Regions from separate parts of the Mus musculus genome. Here regions 2, 3 and 4 are each linked to region 1. The links are chromatin loops, found by intact Hi-C in ENCODE. Cell type or tissue: heart. All regions are shown on one strand. Links, peaks and the distances in the headings refer to the core of each region. The heading gives the core; the rest is flanking DNA. Region 1 has its middle 35 kb from the start of 1700019P21Rik. Region 2 overlaps Dennd1b (DENN/MADD domain containing 1B). Region 3 holds the start of 2310009B15Rik (RIKEN cDNA 2310009B15 gene). Region 4 overlaps Dennd1b (DENN/MADD domain containing 1B).

The links. A loop is a pair of places that touch in the nucleus more often than their neighbours do. Peaks named below come from ENCODE experiments on the same cell type or tissue, not always from the same donor. Only the 100,000 strongest peaks of a DNase experiment are listed, where the experiment ranks them.
Region 2: it touches region 1 in a loop (2.5-fold over the local background); 5 of 42 quality-filtered maps call a loop at or near these places.
Region 3: a loop joins it to region 1, with 2.1 times the contacts of the local background. A loop is called at or near these places in 5 of 42 quality-filtered maps.
Region 4: it touches region 1 in a loop (2.3-fold over the local background); 3 of 42 quality-filtered maps call a loop at or near these places.

Annotation. Positions count from the first base shown.
Region 1 is chr1:138,909,474-138,915,188 of GRCm38, reverse strand. No RefSeq gene overlaps it. Among named protein-coding and RNA genes, the nearest start is that of 1700019P21Rik, 35 kb to the right of the region's middle. In heart, for the core only: CTCF peaks have their summits at 1,682 (motif pointing left) and 2,783; a DNase peak (open chromatin) is centred at 2,698; H3K27ac peaks cover 1,040 bases.
Region 2 is chr1:139,080,522-139,086,236 of GRCm38, reverse strand. Dennd1b (DENN/MADD domain containing 1B) reads right to left here. Exons shown (of 22, transcript NM_001166501.1): 10 at 4,964-5,064; 11 at 309-354. Among named protein-coding and RNA genes, the nearest start is that of Gm41960, 84 kb to the left of the region's middle. In heart, for the core only: a CTCF peak has its summit at 2,651 (motif pointing right); no DNase peak of the experiment used is centred there.
Region 3 is chr1:138,854,051-138,859,765 of GRCm38, reverse strand. 2310009B15Rik (RIKEN cDNA 2310009B15 gene) reads left to right here and starts at 2,912. Exons shown (of 3, transcript NM_001081226.1): 1 at 2,912-3,185. The coding sequence starts at 2,949. In heart, for the core only: no CTCF peak of the experiment used is centred there; DNase peaks (open chromatin) are centred at 2,945 and 3,165; H3K4me3 peaks cover 541 bases; H3K27ac peaks cover 326 bases.
Region 4 is chr1:139,154,140-139,159,854 of GRCm38, reverse strand. All of the region lies in intron 19 of Dennd1b (DENN/MADD domain containing 1B), which reads right to left. Among named protein-coding and RNA genes, the nearest start is that of Gm41960, 11 kb to the left of the region's middle. In heart, for the core only: a CTCF peak has its summit at 3,263 (motif pointing right); no DNase peak of the experiment used is centred there.

The DNA of each region.
Region 1 (5,715 bases), core at 391-5,390:
AAACAAACAAACAAACAAAATTCTCCAAATTGCTTATATGAACTCTTTAAGGTTTATGCATGTCAAAGAGACATATTAAATTTCAGTTCCTGAAATATTTTTTCTATTCCCAAGATAAGGCAAATTCTTCCCTTTTCTTTCGACCCACCAACAAGAAGATTGTTTTCTGTTTCCTGACAAGTAGGTGGCATAAAACAAAACCTAGGAAACTCTGGTTCCTTAATAGTTTTACTCTTATTCAAATGACACAGTTTGCAACTCAGACACAGTTTATTAGGCCCACTATGTGGCAGACACACTTTGGAATTTAGAATTCATACAGAAAACTTTAGAATCTATTGTTACATGTCAGCCTATGTACTACTATATTCCTTCCTGCCACTCAAAAAAACCAAACAAACAAAAACCTATAACATCAGCCACATGGTGGTGATGCATGTTTTTAATTCCAGTACTCTGGAGGCAGAGGCAGGCACATCTCTTAGTTTGAGGCCAGCATGTTCTACAGAAGAATGTGTTTCAGGACTACCAGAGAAACCCTGTCTCAAAAACAAACAAACAAACAAACAAACAAATGCAAAAAACCATAACCATCTAATTATCATTACAATGATTTGTCTATATCCTCTCAGAGGTTTTTGAGCTTGCCAAGGCTTGAGTTTTTACGTAAAGTGTTCATTTTTCTACACCCCACCCCCGTGTCTAATACAGGGTTAGGCATAAGAGAAGACATATAGTAAATATGTTGAAATACATGGGTGGAGAAAAATAAAAAGCATAGCAAAAACTGAATCCCAGGGGTCAAGGATGCTCAAGACCATATTGTTAAACAGCAAAGCTGAGACTAGAATTCCAACTTCAAGAGGGAGTTAGTGAAATATAATGTCATGCTCATATTCACTGCTAAATTTGCAAACACTGAGAGAGTGTAAGAAAGAACAACAGGGGCAGAGGGGGGGGGCAACGTTCTTTGGTACAAAACAGGTAAAACAATTTTCTTTTTAGTCTGTCTGGCTTCCCAAACTCAAAGCATCTATGATGCTACAAAGATGAACCTTATCTGTTCAGAGAAAGACCCTCGTTGTTCATGGTATGTTTACCATGAATAAGCTAGAATTTATTATTCACGCTCCTTATACTACATATGACTCCCCCCCTCAAATAGTTGGCAAAAAGCAGTAAGTCCTTCTACTGTTTCCTTCAGTTCCACTATGAGGTCCTAATCACAGGGGTTTATCACTCATAATACTAAATTATTATATTTTATGTAGAAATATAGAAATGTTCAAAGTGTATATATTAGTAAAATTTAAATATATTTATCACTTTGGAATTATCCCACAGAAATAAATTTATAACATTTTTTAATAACAGAAACAAGTGTGAATACATGATCCAAAACTGTTCCATGGAGTTTCCTATATTTGGACACAGGTCAGAGGTCGGCACATTCTGCAGGCAAGAGTTCCATCGAATTCTGGGAAACCCTTATCTTTGTGGCCATGAAAACTCCCCTGCCAGGTAAGTACAACACAAAAGAAAAAATCTTCAAATTAGGGGCTGGAGAGATGGCTCAGCAGTTAAGAGCACTGACTGCTCTTCCAGAGGTCATGAGTTCGATTTCCAGCAGCCATTGGTAATGGGATCTGACACCCTCTTCTGGTGTGTCTGAAGACAGCTACAGTGTCCTCATATAAATAAAACAAATAAATCTTTAAAAAAATCATCGGACTAAATAAAATTTGATATTGTCTTATAGTATGTGTCCTTCAAAGTCTGTCAGCTACAATCATGACAGAAAACACGAGAGTAGAACGCAGCTCCAAGGAACGCGAGGGAAGACACGCTACACTTCGGATTTTGAGTTATTTTCATTCATGGTAATAATTGCCAAAAGACAGGGTCATTTTCCAAGAAATTTATGTTTTGTTTTTTTGGACTCTCTGCTCCAGCTGGTGTAGCGATTTCAGAGTACTCCGTTCCAAATCTCAGTTCCAGCTCCTCGCTGTTTTATCTCCCACCCTGATCACCAAGGAGGGGCTCACAGGTCCTGAGGGGACAGAGGGAGGGGGAAGGAGGAGGAATTCCTCTTGACTCTTAAAGCCCAGTGTTGACCCACATTTTTTAGGGTGATATAGCCATTTAGACACACTGACTACAGATATACTCCCTGCTTCTGGTTTTTTTCTACGCAAGGGAAGACAGGCTGTTTTGCAGTAACCTTTTCCACTCCTGCCCACGCTGGTGGCTCCAGACCATGCTTTAAATCATTGTCTTCATGAGCTACAAGTAAACGCTCTCGCAAAGCGCTTCAAATTCAATGGCATATTGTAAATCACATGCTGGCTTTTTCAATTGCCTGGACATTATTTTTGAAGATCTTTAACTATTTTTTTTTAAGTGCAGCAGATTTGTGGGAAAAAAAAATTGGCCAAACTTTCTATATCATTTGCCAAATTCTGAATTTTAACTGTAGACTTTCCATTAATCTCATCGTTAGTTTTAATAGATGTGCTCTTTGGTGCTCAGTAAACAATAATTTCCTTTTACTGATTATGATATTGTCCTTCAGAGTCAGGTCTCACCAAGTCACACAATGACTTCCGACTGAAAACTCTCCACAATGTCTCCTAGCACCCAGGGGGATAAACAGAGATGGAAGCCAGACCCATTTCTCACTCTTGTGAAACACCTTGGCTCCGTTAGCGTCCATGTCCTCCTCAATGTGGCAATGCTGTCAGGCTTTTCCTCACGTAGTTTCGACAGCTTCCTAGTGCGCCCTCTCTGTCCTTAGAGAACACAGCAAAGGTTTCTCTTTCTTCCTGTGCCGAGAATTCATTTTGAACATTTTTCTGGTGTGTCAGCTTAGGTAATCACACAGACATGCTCTACCAATGATGTCATCTTATTTGTGTCTCTCTAAGTCCCACCTACTCTCACCATCCTCTGTACAATGAAAACGATAGAAAGCTGTAGGTGCTGAGAGAATATACACACATAAACAAACTGCCTGGCTCATGCTAAGTGCTAAACGTGTTGGTATACTTCTTCCCTCTGTGCCCTACAATTTAATTTGTTTTATGTGGCTCAGTCCTGACCTCCCAATAAAATGCCCCCAAAGAAATAATTATATATACCTTTACTTTGAAGCTTACAAAACTATGTTCTGGGAGAAGCCTGTGGGACTCAGGAGAAGTCGTAGGGAGATAATCAACTGGAATTTGAATTAACTTGTTTCCTGAAATAGATTAATGAATGTTTGTGGAGACTGAGTTGGGTGCTCATGTTGGGAAGAGAGGCTCTTGGTACTTCTTGCTGATATCCTTGTGGGCAAACCTAAACAGTCTGCCTGACTCAGTGCTGGCTCTGCCACTTGAAGAATGCTTCTGGGACTCCCCTTCCTCTTCTGTGAAATAGTGGCAGTGGTGTTCCTATTCATTAATTGGTTCTATCAAATGAGTATGCAAGCATATGCACACATATGCAGTTTCATTCACATGAATGGCATATAAATGCTTGCTGCTGTAATGATTTTACCATTGTTGTTGTGCTGTCCTTAACTGTGGACAAGATGCAGCAGGAAGCATGATAACTTGGTGGAAGGGTGCAGTCTGTATTCAGACAGATCTGGCAGGTCTATCTATATCTAACTTGGATATATCTATATCTAGATATAGACCTGTCTATAGCTAACATATATCCCATATATATTAACTCACTTGATACCTGTTCTTTAGTATACAAAACAAGGCCAATACCTGTATATTATTACTTTCTTATCTCTTTAGATGTGATGATAGTTCCAAAACTAGGGTTGGTGGCAGGTGGTATTTACAATTCCAGTACTTGAGAGCCTGTGTGTGGCTCTTAAAAGGACCATGAATTCAGGGCAAGCCTATGCTATCGAGGGAGATACTGGCTCCCAACCTTGCAAAAAATATACTAATTATAAAGTAATTAATACTGTGGCTAGTGCAAAGAAGGTCTTAAAAATGAAATTGATATGGATATCATTGTTGTGTTATTTTATTTCTTTTACTTTAAAATGGGCCATTATTTTATTTTTATTTTTTTAATGAAAGAAATACTAGCTAATTAACAATGGGCTATTAAGATAAAATGTATTCTATTTTCAGGTAACAAAGAATAAAGGAAAATGTCTTAAAGGTTGATTAAATATACTAGTTTTGCTACATGAAGGATGACAAAATAATCCTCTGTAGCACATCCACAGACTTGGAACTAGAGGCTGTGGGAAGCAACATTTGAAGTATAGCCAGTCCTTCGCTGGGTCAGATGTTTCAAGGCCTGAGGGTGTGACAATATTGTTTTTGTTGCCACAAGCACGGCAGAAAGCTACTGGGAATGTATGTCTTTACATGGATTTTTTTCTTTTCCCCCAATATCTTGACATAAGTGATTCATCTAAACACAGTGAAACTAAGCTGTTGGTGGAATGTTACCATTATATATTATTATAATGGCCTGCTCCCAGGCATCTCTGTTTTAAACTCTAAACCAACCTGAACATAAACTGCGTTTCCCATCTCTTTAGTTTGGTAGATTTTTCCTTTTTAATTCCAGTTATACATTTTACTTCATTTGCTCTGGGTAATCATGAGAAAAGTTTCTCCTTTTCTTTTTCTGGTTCTCAGACCCTACAGAATAAACTGAATTGGGAGAAGCACTGCGACCAGATGTTTGATAGGCACAAGGAAAACAAAGAGAAATCTTTATTCTTTGGGGGAAACTAAATTCCGAGAGTGTGGCCCTGACCGGGTAGACAAGGAGCTGGGCTCTCTCCTTGCCTGAGCACATCTTCTGATTAGCTTTGCTTGAAGGCTGACCGGGATGGGCACAGTGTCTTTCTCATTCACATCTAGGCGATTTGGGGGTGTTAAATTTTACACAGAGAACTAAGACCTTTGCAATGCCAGAATCTAAATCATTCCTGCCACGGAGTCTAGTCTAGCACCATGCCTCATCAGATAAATGCTGCTTGCTCTGTGTCATAAGAGGTTTGGAATCAGCTAACTTTAAAGTTTTACAATATAACTATTTCCTTTTCGTTCCTACTTGTTCTTCATTCAATATCAATCTCTAAATGGCTTTTTAAAGAAATTGTGCCTTATTTTATTTCCAAGAAATGCTAGGGTGTGCATTCCTAGTCCAATTGGTGAACATATGGCTCTCATCTTCTTGGCACTACAGGGTGGAAAAGGCCAATTATCTGAGATCAAGAAAAGATCACAGAATAGGAACGTGTGTGGTAGAAGGGCGACACCCATGCATATTTGCACAACCTTTCTATTTATAGCTGCAGCATGTATGTGCTGCCTCCAGCCAACAGGGATATAGTTGGTGTCCACTGGAGAGTATTAGATACTAGCCAAGTGCTGGAAGACATTCCCCCTCCCATGCAGCAGGCACTCCTTTGTGCTATTTTGAAGCAATGTGGGCAAGACTCTTTGTTACAAAAATAATATAAATATATTTCCTAAGTACAGCTAAACAGCAATTATTTAGATGCAATGGTAATACTACTGAGTAAAGCTGGAACACACACACACACACACACACTCGTCCCACCACACCAATTTAAGATGGAACACAGTCAATTGGCCACAGCATTCCTGATAAGTGTCTCCAGCCCTGATTCTTCTTTGTAAGATGAAGAAGAGGGACAATTTGAAACAATCATTAACCGCCTGCTGT
Region 2 (5,715 bases), core at 451-5,450, 170 kb before region 1:
TCAGGTTGTAAGACATCACTGGTCCAACAGGGAACGCTAATTTTCTTATTAAAGCTGACCATGTGACTTAAAGCACAGTCACTCCCATAGGTTTCATGGTGTCACAGGGCAGACCAGTATACGTTAGCAACTGAACTTATTTGAGGGACACTTTCTGAAAATATTCCCTTGAGTAGTTCTATAATGTCAATCTCATACATCCTAGAAATAGTCAAATATGCTTTTAAAAGAAACAAACAAAAAACCTCTTTTATCTATTACTTCTAATTAATTAGTTTTATAACTATCTTACTGTAAAAGATACTCACCTCTATGAGACTGGAGTGTATTCCAATCAGGTATGGCATTGGGGCACTAAATTAAAAATATATATGTGTGTATAGATTCATATAGTTCATTAAAACTGAAACAACATTAACGTCATTCAAATGCTCAAAAATTAAAGTGCTCAGTCTACCATAAGACATTATAGTTTTTCAAAATTATGTAATGTACAAAAGTTAAATTTAATCTTCTAAGCCATTAATACATTTAAGAATGGTTTATATCAAAGTCTCTAAAACCCTTATTTTTAAGTCAAAAGTTCTATATCTAAATAACATTTTATTTAAGAAGACTATCAGGGTGTAGGTCAAAGGTACTGGATGCAAATACATTCTAAATGACTGTCAGAAGTATCTCCATTTCCCTTACACACATCTCTCCGTCAGTGACCTATGATGTCACGGGCACTCAGGCATAGGCTTTATCACTGTGTTCTCCCTGCTCTAGAGCAGCGAGGAAGACACTGTCAGCCCCTCTGTGCCCTTGTCCTTGTGCACCTTCACATTCATTTGACTTTCGTTGTTATTGATAGAATAGTTTAAATAAAAAACGTTAAGTCTAATAATGACTTTGAATTAACTATTTCAGGTCATAACTTCAGAACCATACAAGATCCAGGCACCAGGAAAGAAACTTGGATGCCGTGAGAAACAATGACACACTTCCTCCTGGGTCTTACACTCCAGCAGAAAATACAGATGCTACGTCATTTTAACATGCTATCATACAAACTAGGGAAATGTTAGAAATCATTGTTAGGAAATAGAAGATGCAATGTATTCATCTTGAAATTTCAAATTATCAAAAAGAAAACCATGAGTGCAGACGGATGTCCATAGAAATAATAAATAATATGAGAACAAATAACTTTTTAAAAACACACTTTTGAGAACTCTTTTATAGGTATCTCTGATCTTTAGCCTTTTGCACTAACACAAATCCTGCTTCTCAAAGGCTCTTCTAATGCTCTGAGCATCACTGTTAGGACACAGAAAAGCCCAGTCTCCTCTGCACCTTGCTGCAGAGAAGCAGTAACAGCTGATGTTACCAGACAGCCTTGCCATTGCGACCTCTCAAGTCATCTCAGAATGTTCAAAGGTCAGTTAAGAGTGACTGAACAGTAATCTATATATCCAAGATCCCAGAAACTCGGAGCCATGTAACTTCTCATTACTGTGTACACGCAAAATTTCACTACTACGCTAGTAATTCACATTGCCTGTCGCTTTTGCTTAGCGTAGCTCAGAGACAAGTGGGATCACTGAGCATCGCTGTATAGTTTATTTTTTTCTCACTAGTTTTTAGCAAAATCCAAAACATACAGATGCTTGAATACACTGCAGTATAATTTTCTAAAATCGTAAATGACAGAATGCAGTTTTGATAGAGCCAAATGGATTGGTGTTTCTTTCTCACTCGATGGTACATATCCTACCGTGGCACAAGCCAGCTCTCCTGGACAGTCACTTTGCAGTCCTAGCTGGCCATCCTACTTTGATGAGGGCTTTGGTGAATCAGGAGGGCCCAGTGCTGACCCAGATGCTCTATTGTGCACATGTAAGGCTGTCTCAGGGCCTGCTGTCTGTCTGGGAAACTATTTAAAAAAGACAGTGCAGACAGCACAAAACTAATTCTTCTTTGTGGTTGAACTTTACTCAAAATCACTTTTTTCCTTTCTAAGTTTACTCATAAAGAAGTTGCCCTGACACATACTATTGCAGCAATCACGTAGTCTAAAAGAATTTTTAAAAATTTTTTTTCTTCAAAGCTAAATTTGAATATTTGAAAGAAATAATCAGGGAAGCCAACTAAATGACCAACTTAAGTACCAACTGAACAGATAAGAATTTATTATAATCCTGGTGGTCTACAGCCACACTTCTTCTGATATACTTCACAGTTTTTAAGTATCTGACAATAAATGTGCCATATTGAAGTACTGTTGTTTTGCTTAAGAAGAAAACACAAATGATGTCACTTCCTCCCAAGAGCATTTCTCAACATAGCAAGAGTGCTGTCACTACTGCTCCAGATGCCACCTTTGTCTCTTTTGTGTGACTCTGCTAGAGTTATAGGACTATTCTATACTTGGATGTGTACAGAGAGCTGCATACATAGCTACGTACATATATTTTCTAATTCCAGTGAATGAACAAGTAAAGAAGCTTATTCATTGCATTACAGATTCACAGCTTGCCAAGTAGGTGGTCTTTAAATGTTGGATGGGTGAGTGGGTGAGTTGGTGGGAGGATAGATGGATGAATAGATGGATAGACCAACAATGTAGTAAAACCGTCAAAGGAACAAGATGTGATATTCATCTATGGTCACAAGAGGGCATTATGGTCCTCCAAAGTCTAGGGCGCATCACCAATACCTGGTGCAAACAGAAATATATTTTATGGATCCACAACTATTTCAAGATTTGCAATATCCCAATCATTCTGAAAAGTTAACCAAGATACATGTACTCAGAAAATGTGGCCCCATTTGGAACTTGGTGTGAGTTATTTGCTCAATGACCTTGAGACCCATGAGAATATTTTTTTCTTCCTTCAGCATATATCAGTATAATCCTAATATCAATGATATAAATAGAGAATCATTTTCCTAGGAAACTGCTCAATCTACCATATTTTCTGATAAGAGAAGGAAATTACATAGATGAATAGATGAAAGCTGAAACTCTCATATGACTTTAAGGCTCAGAAAGTTTCAAGTAAGACCCTGTATGGACACTACTCTCTCCTCTGAACTAAGGAGTACCTGTCCTGGATGCTCTGAGGATTGGACCACAGTCCTAAGAGGACTATTTCTAAGCATTAGAAGCAAGCAAGCAAGTAACAGGCGAGAAGGGGAGGAGCTTCTCTACTTAGAGTAGAAGCAGCAGGAAAGACTTGACGGCTGCATCAGAATCAAGAAAGAGTGTTGGAAAGAATGTGTGCATGGTTGAGTACTTTTAAATTAACTTGTAGAAAATTTAAATTTAAATTACATGACAGAGAATTGACCTGAAAGGTGTGTTATCAAAGGCAGCCAGAACACGTTACCAAGAAAAAAAAAAAATTATGATGCCACAAATATTGCAAAAATTCTATCATTGGTTCTCAAAATGATTTTAACTGTATAAAACTTTTAGGAAAGAGATTTTTAAATGTTTAGTTCTAGAATGTTGTATATAAAAATCTACTGTCTATGTCAAAATGAAAAAACTACATTCTCTGAATGAGAAAAAAAGATTTTAAGTGTGTTGGTCAAAGGAAAACTCTAAAATGAATAACAGAAAAGCTTACTCATTGATCTGGCTTTCTACTTAAGATTTGTGTGTGTTACACTTCACAATATAATTAAATTACATCCTGTAGTTTCCAAAACTATTTTTCCTTTCAAGTTCCCCAAGGAAAGAGCTGCAGGAGTGAGTCACTGCCTACCTACTTCACAGCATGGGCAGCACTACTCCTCCACTCTGGAGATACACAGTACAGCAGTGCAATCAGTCGGGACAAGTACATGCACTGTTCTGAAGACGGCTAGTCACAGAAACTTAATACAACACCTACCATGCCTGTGTAGAAAGATGGTCTATTTAAATAATCACAATCCTTAAATACCTTTAAATAATATTTTTCTTGAAAAATTTTAAGTAACTACCATCAATTCCAAAGAACTTTGATTTTTACCAATATTGGCTTTTAGATATGAGGAAACCATCAATAACAAATGATTTCTCTTCTCCTCCCATCTTTCTCTCCCCTGCCTTGTGTGTGTGTGTGTGTGTATGTGTGTGTATGTGCGTGTGTGTGTGTGTGTGTGTGAATCATGCATGTATACAAATGCATCATTTGGAGAAAGAAATCCCAACCAATTTATTTAAAATTAAGCTCTGCATGCAGGTGTTTATAGGACGAAAACAATTCTTTCTCCATCAATACCAAAACTATTGCACTGAATTCTAGCTCTTCTGTAGCTTCACCAAATACAGTCGAAACTTCTGCTCCGAAGTCTACTCCTTGTCTAGCCTTACAATATACAAGCCTTGCTATATTCCAGTCTGAGAGAACAAGGAGGCCATTGGACATTGTTCTAGTGTCAACTGGCCTAACTGAAATCAAGATTACTGAGCGCACTGGGAGCCGTTTCTAAAGCCGGCCAGTTCTCACAGTTACTCTCATACTTTACACACTGTTTTCATGGTTGCTTTAGGCTGAAACTTTGCCTTATACCAGACTCGGAAAATCCTTGTCTTAGAAGCCAGCTCTTTGACTATACTCTGTTTTTAGGGTGCTTCTAAAGAAAGATGTGAAGGACAAGGCTGCCACTGGTAAAGGTATGAAAGCTAACCCCGATAGAGCAAATGGGATTATGGGTAGATTAGAACCCTTGTGAAATCTTTGTGCCACAATATAAAATTATATTTCTTAGTTACACATCGTTTTTTTTTTTTCTACATAACTATTGAAGAAATTTGCAAAATTTAAAGAACTATGCTTGCCAAATCTAAATTTTTACCTTTGGGGGAAAATGCTCTGATACATACTAAAGTACTCATTAAATCAAGTTTCTGTGGTTTCTTTAATCTATACTGACCAAATCTAACGGTTTTTTTCCCAATGGTGAACTCTGGCAAAGGCCAGCTTACCAGCAGTAGTCCAGCAGGTGTGGAGGAAGCACGGGGATATATATGTGTTGCCAGTACATCGGGTAGAGTAGCGCAGCCGATCCATGGAGACAGGCAGTTAACTAAAATTCACAGAAGGGGAACAGTAATGAGGAGCTGCTGACCCTCTAAACACAAAGGCATGTTCCAGGTATCATGGATGAGTGATCATCATAGAACGATTTACACAGTGACACAGCTCACACTGTTCTCACCAACTCTACATGTAAAGTCCGTGTCTCAGAGGCCCCTCTGAAAACACACGGCAAAAGAGTCTCCTTGGGAATCACATGCAGATTCAACTTGAAAACATGGTTAGCGTCAAACTTTAGACCATAAATAAAATCTGAACTGAAAAAAATCAGTGAGTCTCTTAGAAAATATTGTAGGAAATGACAATTTGTGCAGCACAGTTTGCGCATCACTCAGATTAATACAACACGATTAAATATGGGAAGAAGAGAGGCTGAGAGCCCCTGAGGGATATCATTAGGGCAAACTGCCAAGGAATGAGCCATGAGCCAGTCAGGAGAGTCTGGAAGCGGCGCTAACACCAGGGGACTGGAGCGCTCGACAGTTGGAGCTTCAGTAATGTGTGAACTCTGGGTTAGGGTATCAAGAGACGCTGCTCACTGACACACAGAATGTCACTATTGACCAGTGAGCTGCCCAAGCTTGACAGCTGTACTGCAGGAAGCCAAGTATATCATAATTTCATATTGAAACTGCTCATT
Region 3 (5,715 bases), core at 195-5,194, 55 kb after region 1:
TCCCGCGTTAGTCTGGTGTATGGATCCACGTGCTCTTTTTTAGTATTATCTTATTATAAGTGCCTTTTAAGATTGAATTCTGACATAGCTTAGTCTTCACCAGTGTTCCAACGTCCTAGAAAGTCCTTGAGCTGACCATGGGCTTGGAATTCAGTAAGAATGTTGCTATTCAGTGACATTCAGAATTGCCTCTGGTATTACACTATCACTTTGAACAAAGCTAAGTCACTGCCCTACACAGGAATTTACCATCATCTAGGAAGAAGGAAGTTTGAGACCTAAGGAAGAACCAGAGTAGATACTTAGAACTATAGATAGCTGAGTTACACCCATTCACACGTATTTACAATGGCCTAGGGGGAAGGTGGACTATACAATAGACTAAAATAGGAACTATGGCAAGGGCACGAAGCCCTTGACCCTGGCTTCTAAGATTAAGTGAACTTTAGGTGGAGCTTTTTTTGATCCCAGTTGTTAACAATGAATTCTATCCCTGTTAGACCTTCTGTGTTTGTATTCCTCTGTTTTGTGTAAGAATCCAGTAACCTATTTGTACCTTGCTGGTGTGTCACCCAACTTCCCTATTTTCTTCTGTATAAAAAGTTTGATGCTCAATTTGACACATTACATTCAGATTCTACACAACCTCTCCTGTGTACATCTGTCTGTCATTCCCTCCGATGCTTTGCCCACTTGCCCCAGAGACCCATTCCATGCAGACAAAGGGATCCAGAGGGTCTGTGGCAGCTCACAATTTTAGAGTGTTATCATCTATAAACATTATGGTGCAGAGTAAGGCAGGAGGCAGGCAGGCAGGCATGATGCTGGAGCATCTAATTTACATCTAATTCATAAGCATAGGGGCAGAGACAAAGAGAGAGCTAAATGGGAATGGTGTGTGCTTCCTGAACCTGAAAGCCCACCTTTAGGGGCACACTTCCTCCAACATCTCCTAATCCTTCCCAAATAGTTCCACCAACTGTGGATCAAGTGTTTAAACAATGAGTCTACAGTGATTGTTCTCATTCAAGCTCTACATCTACCTTCTGAGCTTGGACTTGGTGCTCTCACTTTCATACAGCTTTGGCTAATGTGAATGGAGGAGTCTCCGAAAAAGAAAGAATGCACACAAAGATGAGCTAAAATTCAAGGCCAATGGGGGCCTTTCAAAGCAAGAGACACGGGAAAGAAAACTGGATGCTGATGATCAGATTAAACCTGAAAATAGATATTTAGAATGCTTTGTGTTGTTAGTAGTGAGTTATTCTCTCATCTCATTTCAACTTTGATTACATTTTAAAGGTGCATCTGTAAGAATGCAAGCAGTGGTATCATGTGACTAATACAAAGATCAGCCTGTGTGCCCAGAGGCATAGACTAACCAGGATGATTCTTTTTCTTAGACTGGGCTATAGCTGGAACTCAGTAGGTAGCTCAGGCTGGCCACAAACATAATCCTCATGTCTCCACCTCTGAAGCCCATAAATCTAATTTTGTGGTGTTGGTTGGGGGCGAACAGGAACATGACCTATGCTTAAATTCTCAAGTTTAATGATAATCATGTTGGGTGAATTTAACTTTGGTCCCATCTTTCCAGATTTCCTTAAAGTCCCTCAGAACATCAGGTAGTCTTCAAATGGCAAATATACTACTCCAATGTAAAGGAACATTTAAACACAGGATTCAAATTTATTAATTCACTGAGTTTTACAATATACCAATAGAGTTGTTTCCATCTGTGATTAAGGACATCAAATCGGGGGCTGGACAGATGGCTTAGTGGTTAAGAGCACTTCTAGAGGTGCTGAGTTCAATTCCCAGCAACCACGTGGTGGCTCACAACCATCTAAAATGGAACCCAGTGCCCTCTTGTGGTGTGTCTGAAGAGAACAACAGTGTACTCACATACATAAAATAAATAAATACATAAATCTTAAAAAAAAAAAAAACAGGGCTGGTGAGATGGCTCAGTGGGTAAGAGCACCCGACTGCTCTTCCGAAGGTCCAGAGTTCAAATCCCAGCAACCACATGGTGGCTCACAACCATCCGTAACAAGATCTGACTCCCTCTTCTGGTGTGTCTGAAGACAGCTACAGTGTACTTACATAAAATAATAAATAAATCTTTAAAAAAAAAAAAAAAACAACAACCCAAAACCATCAAATTGTGGTTTCGGAGTTGCAGGGTAAATCAGTGTAAAAAGGAATTGAATTGTCTTTGGTGGCTTTGACAACTTTCTCCTGTCCAACTAACCCACTCTTGCTAAGGATTCACTCCTGCCAATAGCTCTTTACACCAAAGAGCACTAACTACTCAATAACACTGCCTACTCTTGAAATTCAGGCTATGGCATCCAAGGCTGGGGGTGCTGTTAATTTAATGAACACATAAAATTGTTTCTTGGGATCGTGCTAATTTCCCTAAATTTTGTAGGAGTATGGGTGTCACTTTCTCAGACAGGATTTTAGGTTTGGTTTTGTGAAAACTTCACTACACTCTTTGTGTGAGACTTTTCCTTGATTTTCATTCTAGAGTGAGCCAATGAACCATATCACCAAGCTTGTGATTCCAGCTTCATTCCTGTCACACATGACCAGCAAATACGCAGCCTTTTCTATATGGGCTGAAGGTGCTTTCCTTCTTATTATTTTTTTAAACAAGTATGATTATGCAGAATACGATCTAGCTTGATAGGAAATGAAAATGCTCGTCCTTTATCTGAGAAAAAAATAGTAGCGACTTTAAGAGTAAAGAAGGCACCTTCTTCCAGTCTTCATATGCATAATTTTCTTTGCAGAGGACCCAGATGGAGGGAGCTGAAGACTGAGAGGCAGCCCAGTCTACACTGAACAGTGCTCCGCCTCCCCTCTTCGCCCCGCCCCTAGACCGACCCCGCCTCCCCTGCCCACGCCCCACCTCCGGCCCCGCCTCCCACCGCGCCGGCGCCATGGCCGCCCAGGGGATCTGGACGCTGGCGAGGGTATCGCTTGGGAGGCCACCGCCTCGGGCCGAAGGTTTCCGACAGCAGCTCAACTCAACCCTCGGTTCGACTTCCGAAGGAGCCCGCGGCGGCTCCGCGGCCGACTCGTGGGGAACGCCCGAAGGAGAACCAAGGCATCCAGCGAGCCGAGAGTTAACTGCAGCGGAGAGGCACATCGTCGAGCTGCACCGGGCCGCCTGCGCGGTGAGGCCCGCTCCAGCCTGCCCCGCGCGCGGCCTCTGCGCCTGCGCGCGCCCGGCCACCCGACCCCGAGGCGGCCCGGCCGGGAGGTGTTGGACCTCCGGCCTGGGGCGGGTCGGCCTGGGGCGTCCGCTCAGAGGGTCCTGCGAGAAACCCGGTCGCACTTTTGCGTTCCGGACAGAGAGGTGTCTGCCCTGAGATGGGAGGCTCGCGAGGCTCGGTTTTTGATCTGCGTCCCAGCTAAAGGCTTGTCTCGGTTTGTGTGTGTGCGCGCCCTCCAGCGTGTGAGTGTGTTGTGTGGGGGAAATGGGTGCTGAGGAACTGAGGGTAGGACTGAGCTCTTACAGGGAACGTATGTAGTACAGACATGTTGCCTGTGCGTGATAACTCGAGCAGCCTGCCATCCAGTGACTTTAGTAATGCAAACATAAGACAGACGCTTTACATTTTTGCCCCGTGTCCTCTCATCCTTTGCCTCCAGTCCAAGTGAGCGAAAGAAATTATAATCAGGCAAGTTTGCATTTTTCCTTAGGCATTCTTAAATCACCTTTTCTTCTGGTTTATGGATTTGACAATTGCTTGTCACCACCAATATCTAACCTTATCTCCCTTCAGTTTCCTGACACTTTAGAATACAATAGTTTGAAGATAGCATTATTTATATTTTAAGTTTTATAATGATGTAAGAGTGACTTGTAATAAATCTGTGTATTAAGCTCTGTGTTTGGCTAGTACTTGATAAGACCACTTATTTGGTTTGGCTTGAGACACAGGCAGAGGCAAACCTTGAACGTTTCCTAAAGTTGACACTCAGCCTTGGGAGTAGTATGTCCCAAAAATCCACTGTCTAACCCCTTCATGTGTTGCAAGTGAATAAAGATTTATCGAAAAATTATTGACAGCCTTTGACCGTTCTTGCTTGTGCTCTTATTTTAAGTATAACAAACACATGCAGTTTGTTTCCACAAGTCACCATACAAATATGGTTTGTAAAACCCAGAAGTCTTATCATTTTTCAAGGCAAACAACAGTGGCCTGTATAGATTGGTTCGATCAACATAGCAAAAGGAAGGCAAGTATTTGCACCGGGGAACCCACAACCTTTTCATCAGTGGGGTTTCACAGGTCATGTGACTGTCCAGGAGACCAGAAGCAAACCCAAAAACATGCTTGGTATATATAGCTCCCAAATGACAGTATTTTTCCATGCCTCAAGGGAGATAGCGCCTTATCGTGCTCCCATTCCTGCACTGGCTATCTTGCTTTCCATAGACATCTTGCTCTCCAGTCAAAGCGTCAGCAAACTTGCCTCATCTTCGTTGCCATCTTTATCCAAGGCTCATTTAGTGAGAAGAAATTGTGTGTAGGCAGTCAGCAAACTTAGAGGTACGCCATCCACATGTAGAGCAACCTGCTAAGCTTCCGGATCGCCAGATAATTGTCTCCAGAAAACATCCAGAAGCTAAGCGAAGACTATAAAGGCTTTGCAGTGTTTCGTTTATTTGCCTTCCAGGTCGTCAAGCATGAGCTTTGTGGGAGGAGAAAGAGAAAAAAGGAAATGAGGTTCTGACAGTGGGTCATTCTAAAGTAGTGTTGGGTGCATCTGGTGCCACATGGCCTTGGGATTTGAGAGCAGCATTGGGACTTGCTAGTTTCTTAACTGCCCTGATCTATTTGTGCAGCAATGCCTGAGAGTGAACCCAGACTTGAACTAAAATATAAGTTGACCTGAATGTCAACCATAATGAGTGACATCATTAAGTATAACGCTGGATAGCTGAAGTTCTTGATGACCAAATGGAAACTGTTTGCCAGAGGCCGCAAAACTGGTACATGCCTTGCATCCCAACACTAAAGCAGACAGGTTGGTTGTGAGCTTGAGGCCAGCCTGATCTACAAATCTGTGGGCCAGGCAAGGTCATATAGTTAGAGCATCAGCGAGAGAAAGAGCAAGGGAGAGAGAGGGGGATATGCATGTCAGAAGACCTGCTGCCTTCATGCATATTTTAATGAAAGTCTATAGGCAGGAGTGATACACTGAGTTTCTAATGGTCAAAGTGCTATATAAAAACCCACTGGGAAGTTCCCCTATAAAATCTGGAGGCTAAGAAACATCATTAATGTGATATACGTCCGAGGGAGGAGTTACAATTTGCCTTTCCCTGCACACACTGTGCTTTGGGGGATTTATTTTTTTAAATCATAATTGCATATAAGTGGGAAATGCATCCCTGAAGTTTGAAGTGGTATCCTGGAAGTTGCTGTTGATCAAGCTTATTAAGCCAGTGAGTGTTAATGTGGCAAAACAATACCTTCTCAGTCAAGACTAGATCTACCAAAACTGGCGAGGGAGAGGACAAGAAAACCGTGGACCTTGCAGGGCAGTAACACATCGGGAAGGTCTAGAAAATATTCAATAACAGCAAAGGCAATGCTTCTCTGTGAGGCCTGTTTGGCTTTGATTAGCACCTTTTCTGTGAGTTTAAATCATTATCCACATATTGTAAGCACTGAAATTGTAACTGCCGCTTCT
Region 4 (5,715 bases), core at 347-5,346, 240 kb before region 1:
CCTCTAACTTTATTTGCTAAAGGGAGGGCATGCGAGACAGACTGGAAAGACAAAGTGCCTCTGGTAGTTGAGAGCAGAGACTGCGGATGGGCACTCAACACACTTTTCTATATCCTTATTTCATAGAAAACGAAACCCTTCCCAAGACTGTTAGGGAAAGTGGAGAAGCAAATTCCCTACAGGTGTGAAGGACAGCAAGCCCTAGGGACACCGCTGGGGAGGGCCCAGGAACTCCCCCTCCAAGGAAAGCGTTTGAATAGGAATGTCCTCTATAGGCCCATGTGATGACAACTTGACCAAGTTGCCACTGCTTTTGGAGAGAGGTGGAGGTGATGTTGGAAATTTCAGTTGGTGAGGCTTGGTGGGGGGAAGGAAGTCACCAGGGGGTGCTCCATGAAGACAAGCTGATCTTTGGCCTCTTCCTTTCTCTTCTGCGCTGGCTCTGGGGCTGGCATGAGGGAAGCACCCTGCCAGACTCACTGCTGTCATGATACTGTTGTCATGATATGCCTTGTATAACCATGAAGCAAGGCATGTGGGTGAATGGTCCTTAAATTGTTTCTTTGAGGAATCTGTCACAAGGACAGAGATGAACTCACGGGGCTGCCATAAAGGCTACAGTGGACGTAAAGGGACATGGCTTGCCTAAGAATGAAGATACACAGAAAAGCCACAAGGCCTGGACCAAGTTCAGCCCTGTTCCCATGTGGCTCAGGCAGACAAAACCTTCAGAAAGCTTAGGATGAATCAGGAAAACTGAGAGAATCTAGAACTTTCTCCACAAGTATTCTACAAAAGCAGGAGATCATAGCATCCCACTGATATGCTTATCAATAATAAAATCCAATTCCAGACACATACCTGCTTGTAATAATCAATGCCATTATAAAAGAAAATACATGTTTATTTATAGATGCAAATATTAATACACTCTATATATAAAGTCTGGAATTCAATTAAGAATTTTGAGACATTAATGAATAGATAATGCATGAGGAAATGAATCATAGCAAAAAATGGAAAATTTAAAAACGAACCAAGTGGAACTCATAGAAAACAAAACAAACCATCCTGATACAGTAGATGAAAATCAGTTCCAGACCTCATTAGCAGATTCAGCACCGATCTGAGACAGGTCAAAAGACATGGCCATAACTGAATAAAACACACAGAGAAAAGAAAGCAAAGCAAGTGAAATGAAGAACATTAACAAGAAAGTAGGGTGCAGAGCACCCAAAAGCAGAGCCTTGCCAGCAGCAGCGCGTGCAGTGCATTCTGTTTCCATAGAGGAGACTCTCTGGCTCCCCAGAACTACTCCTCTCCTCTCTCCTCTCCTCTCCTCTCCTCTCCCCTCCCCCTCCCCCTCCCCCTCCCCCTCCCCCTCTCCTCTCCTCTCCTCTCCTCTCCTCTCCTCTCCTTCCCTCCCTCCCTCCCTCCCTCCCTCGGTCTCCCCTCTCTCTTTCTCTCCACCTCCCCACCCCCATGTATAGTGGATTGTTACTGTAAATAAAATGGGCAACTATTACCTCACTGTGAAACTGACTGTAGAGAGCTCTGGAAGCACCATGTGGAAGAGGCCTCCGCGGAGGCGGGCACTTTACCATCACCTTACAGCCCCGGAGGCTGTGGTTTAGGAGTGATGTTTATGTTCCCAAACCATCCACAGGGCAGAGCTGCTATTCTGGTCTGTGTTCATCATATTATAAAAACGCAGATATTTCTGTTCCTTCCTATTAAATGACAAGGCTGATGGGCAGAGAATGAATATAGATGTCTTCCTGTATTTGTAAATCATGGTGCTTAAGAACTTAAAAGGAAGCAAGTTATCTTCAAAGCTAAATTAGCGGGACTAACACTTCTTGAGGTTCCGAGGAGACACATGGTCTCCAAAGCCAGGAAGTAGCTTACCCTGATGGTCAGATAGTTAAACGGGACTCTCCTTGATGATACATCCACTCTGTCCAAATCAAAGCACCAGTGCCGTAACAGATGCTCATTTCAATTTGCTTTTAATCTATTCTAGTTTTCTTTCTTTCTTTCTTTCTTTCTTTCTTTCTTTCTTTCTTTTTTAAACTTTAAAAAAAAATCATTCAGTTGACAAATAGAATGCAGGAAATCAGAAGTGATCCCTGGTTTGGCAAAATACTCATCCCAGAAACAGTACTTTAGGGTCCACTCTTGCTTGTTGTCCAGAGACTATGAGCAGCTGGCAATGGCAATACCCAGGAGGCTGTCTCTAAGACACAACAACTGGCATAAGACGTCTCAACTCAGAGGATGCACACTTACCCACATGGGCACTTGCAACAAACATGGCTTCAAGCTGGACATTGGGAAGCCAGGTTTTAAGGGCTGTTCATTTGCTGGGTGACACCAACTGTGATTTAAATCCCACTACCCCTTAGGTCTTTAACATTTGAAAACACAAATTTGACCAGTGGTTTTACAGCTTTTCAGTGTAAGAAATTATTAGTCAACACAAAAACAATATGATTAAGTATTAAATACCTCAGTGAAGAAGAATAAATAAGTGATCCTTTGAGAAATGGCAAAGATCCTGAATTTATAGTGGGACTAGCTACTGTGCACTAATGGCTTTTCCCACCACCAATACCAGCAACTGATCTCTGACAAACTTCAAAGCAGAGCCACACAGGGGGTAAATGCAAAGCAAAACCAAACCAAACCAAACCAAGCCAAGCCAGACAGGAGAAAGCATCATTTCCTTATCCTAAGATTCTTGAGAGAAAATAAGAACTTGTATACAGAAATTGGGTATTTTTATACAGAAATTGGGTATTTTTGGAATAGAGAATTGTTGTTAATTTGATCAGAACTCTGAAAGACTGAATAGGAAGGGGGGAAAAAAAACCATAAAAAGTTAAAGGACAGAAAACAGAGGGAAAAATCTGTTTCCATGTTTCTATATAAAGTCTAAAATGGAAATATTCATTAACCAGATTTACTAAATGGAAAAAATGAGTATATTTTGTCTTTGTTTCAAGATTTTTATAATAGTTATTTATGGAAAATGAATTTAAAGAGTAAAATTCTAACATTAAAGTGTTAAACTTTAAAATTTTTAAAAATTATATATGACATATTTACACAAATATGACCATTTTCCATTATGCTTTGTAATATACTAAGCATTGTTCTGCAAAGTTAAATTGAAGTTAAAGCCCAGTTTCTGAAGGGTGGCTTGAATGCTTCCTTCTGCGCCTGGCACTACAAATTGACTTCTAAGGAAAGTTCCACAGAATGTCCACTAGAGGGCATGCTTGCAATCCAGAACCCACTTTCTTTTTGAAACAATTTTAACTACAACCAAATACGAAATGTTTGAAAGAAATAGTGTTCCATCGGAGAAGGTGACTTCTTTCTAATTATCAATACTGTATTTCACCAGAAAATCAACTGTATAAGTTACTGCCATTAGAATAAATTATGTTAAATCCAATATGAAGAGCCCCTAAAATCCGCGTTGCTATAATGTGCTTTTATTTAGGCAATACTTCTTATGGTCATGTTCCCTTAACGTATTTCAAAAAGTTTTATCCTTTAAAGTGTTTTAAAACATTTCCCTATTACTTCAACTAGCAATTGACCTTCATAGTACCTTCAATATTGAGCCAAAATAAACAGAAAATCAAAACTGGTTCTTAGAGTTATTTGTCTTCATGAGTCCTGCTCAGAAGGAAGGAAACCATTCCTGGTTCTGGACTTGGCCACCTCCCCAGTGCCAGTGAAGACATCAATCTTGAAGGAGCTACAATCACCTCACTAAACCAGCACAAACTCTACATCTTAAATCTCTCTCCTTATACCAAAGATACGTCTAGTCCTCGCCCCTCATCAAGGAAACTTCTCTTTGCAACAGATGAAAAATGTTACAGAAAACCACTACAGATCCACTGTGGAGTCAGGTTCCAATGGAATACATCTACAGAATAATATTAAAATAATAATAATATCCAGCACCTAAGGCTCAGGGACATTGTAGGGCAGAGGGCAGAGCATGAGGTTCAGGGAGCTTACTACGAGATAGATGTGTCTCCTCATAATATCAGAAGCTACAACTAACTGAGCAAGGACAACAACAGACATGTCTGATGTGGACAGGAGGAACACACCAATGACAACAGGCTACTACAAATGCTGACGGGGAGAGACAGGCTTCTCCAGTGAAAAGTACTGGCTGGGTATGGATACCAAGTGGTCAGCCCTGAAAACATACATGTAGTAATAATGTATAGGCTGAGGAGACTGTACTCAGGAGAACATGTAGATATGTATGGACACTTAGTGAAGACAGACACCACAAAGCTGAGGGAAAACAGGTTCGGGTACGTGGAAAGGCTTGGTGGGAATGCTATAATTTCCAACAATAAAAGTAATAATTATATGTCTTATGTAAAACTTATTTAACAAAACCAAGTAGTCTTAATATTTACCTGCCAAATTTCTCCTCTAACCCATGACAACACAATTATTTTTCTTGATTTGTTGCTTATAATTACTTTTTTCTTGTGACGAAGTAAGTGGCTTCTCCCTTCAGAATCATGCTAGGTAACTTAGGCTGACTTTGAACTTGTGACATTCTTTTTTTTTTTTCTTTCCATTTTTTATTAGGTATTTTCCTCATTTACATTTCCAATGCTATACCAAAAGTCCCCCATACCCATCCACCCACACTCCCCTACCCGCCCACTCCCCCTTTTTGGCCCTGGCGTTCCCCTGTACTGGGGCATATAAAGTTTGCGTGTCCAATGGGCCTCTCTTTCCAGTGATGGCCGACTAGGCCATCTTTTGATACATATGCAGCTAGAGTCAAGAGCTCCGGGGTACTGGTTAGTTCATAATGTTGTTCCACCTATAGGGTTGCAGATCCCTTTAGCTCCTTGGGTACTTTCTCTAGCTCCTCCATTGGGAGCCCTGTGATCCATCCATTAGCTGACTATGAGCATCCACTTCTGTGTTTGCTAGGCCCCGGCATAGTCTCACAAGAGACAGCTACATCTGGGTCCTTTCGATAAAATCTTGCTAGTGTATGCAATGGTGTCAGCGTTTGGATGCTGATTATGGGGTGGATCTCTACAAGTGGCAACTATACCAACTTTTTACACTTCCTATGTCTCAACAAGAAGTGCTGCCATTTATTATAGTTATAGTTTACTTCAGAGTCCACTAACTCTTATAAATAAAATTTTGGCATTAATATGTTACCATAAATTATACACAATTTCATATGAGTTTCTTGCTTTTCTTATAAGCTACATCATATAATCATATCTAAGTTTTGTATTTTAAATTGCACTTAAATTACTTACATTTGTAGGTAGACATTATGCACATTTGTAGTGTATAAAACAGTCTATAAAACATAAATTATCTGATTATCATTTTCATTGAAGATGATAGGATGGTGAGATTTTGTTGATATGCCCACACATCCTACTGTGGCTATGAAATGATTTGTTTACAATTCTCTGTGGGATATATATATATATATGTGTGTGTGTGTGTGTGTGTGTGTGTGTGTGTGTATGTATACATCTATATGTGTGTGTATACATATATATGTGCATATATATGTATACATACCTTTAGGGCACAATTTTTAAAGATAAAGTATACTATTTATAAATTATAAACTTGCCATAGCTATTTAGTTCTGTTAGAATGGTTTGTAAACAATTTAACATATAAAAACCA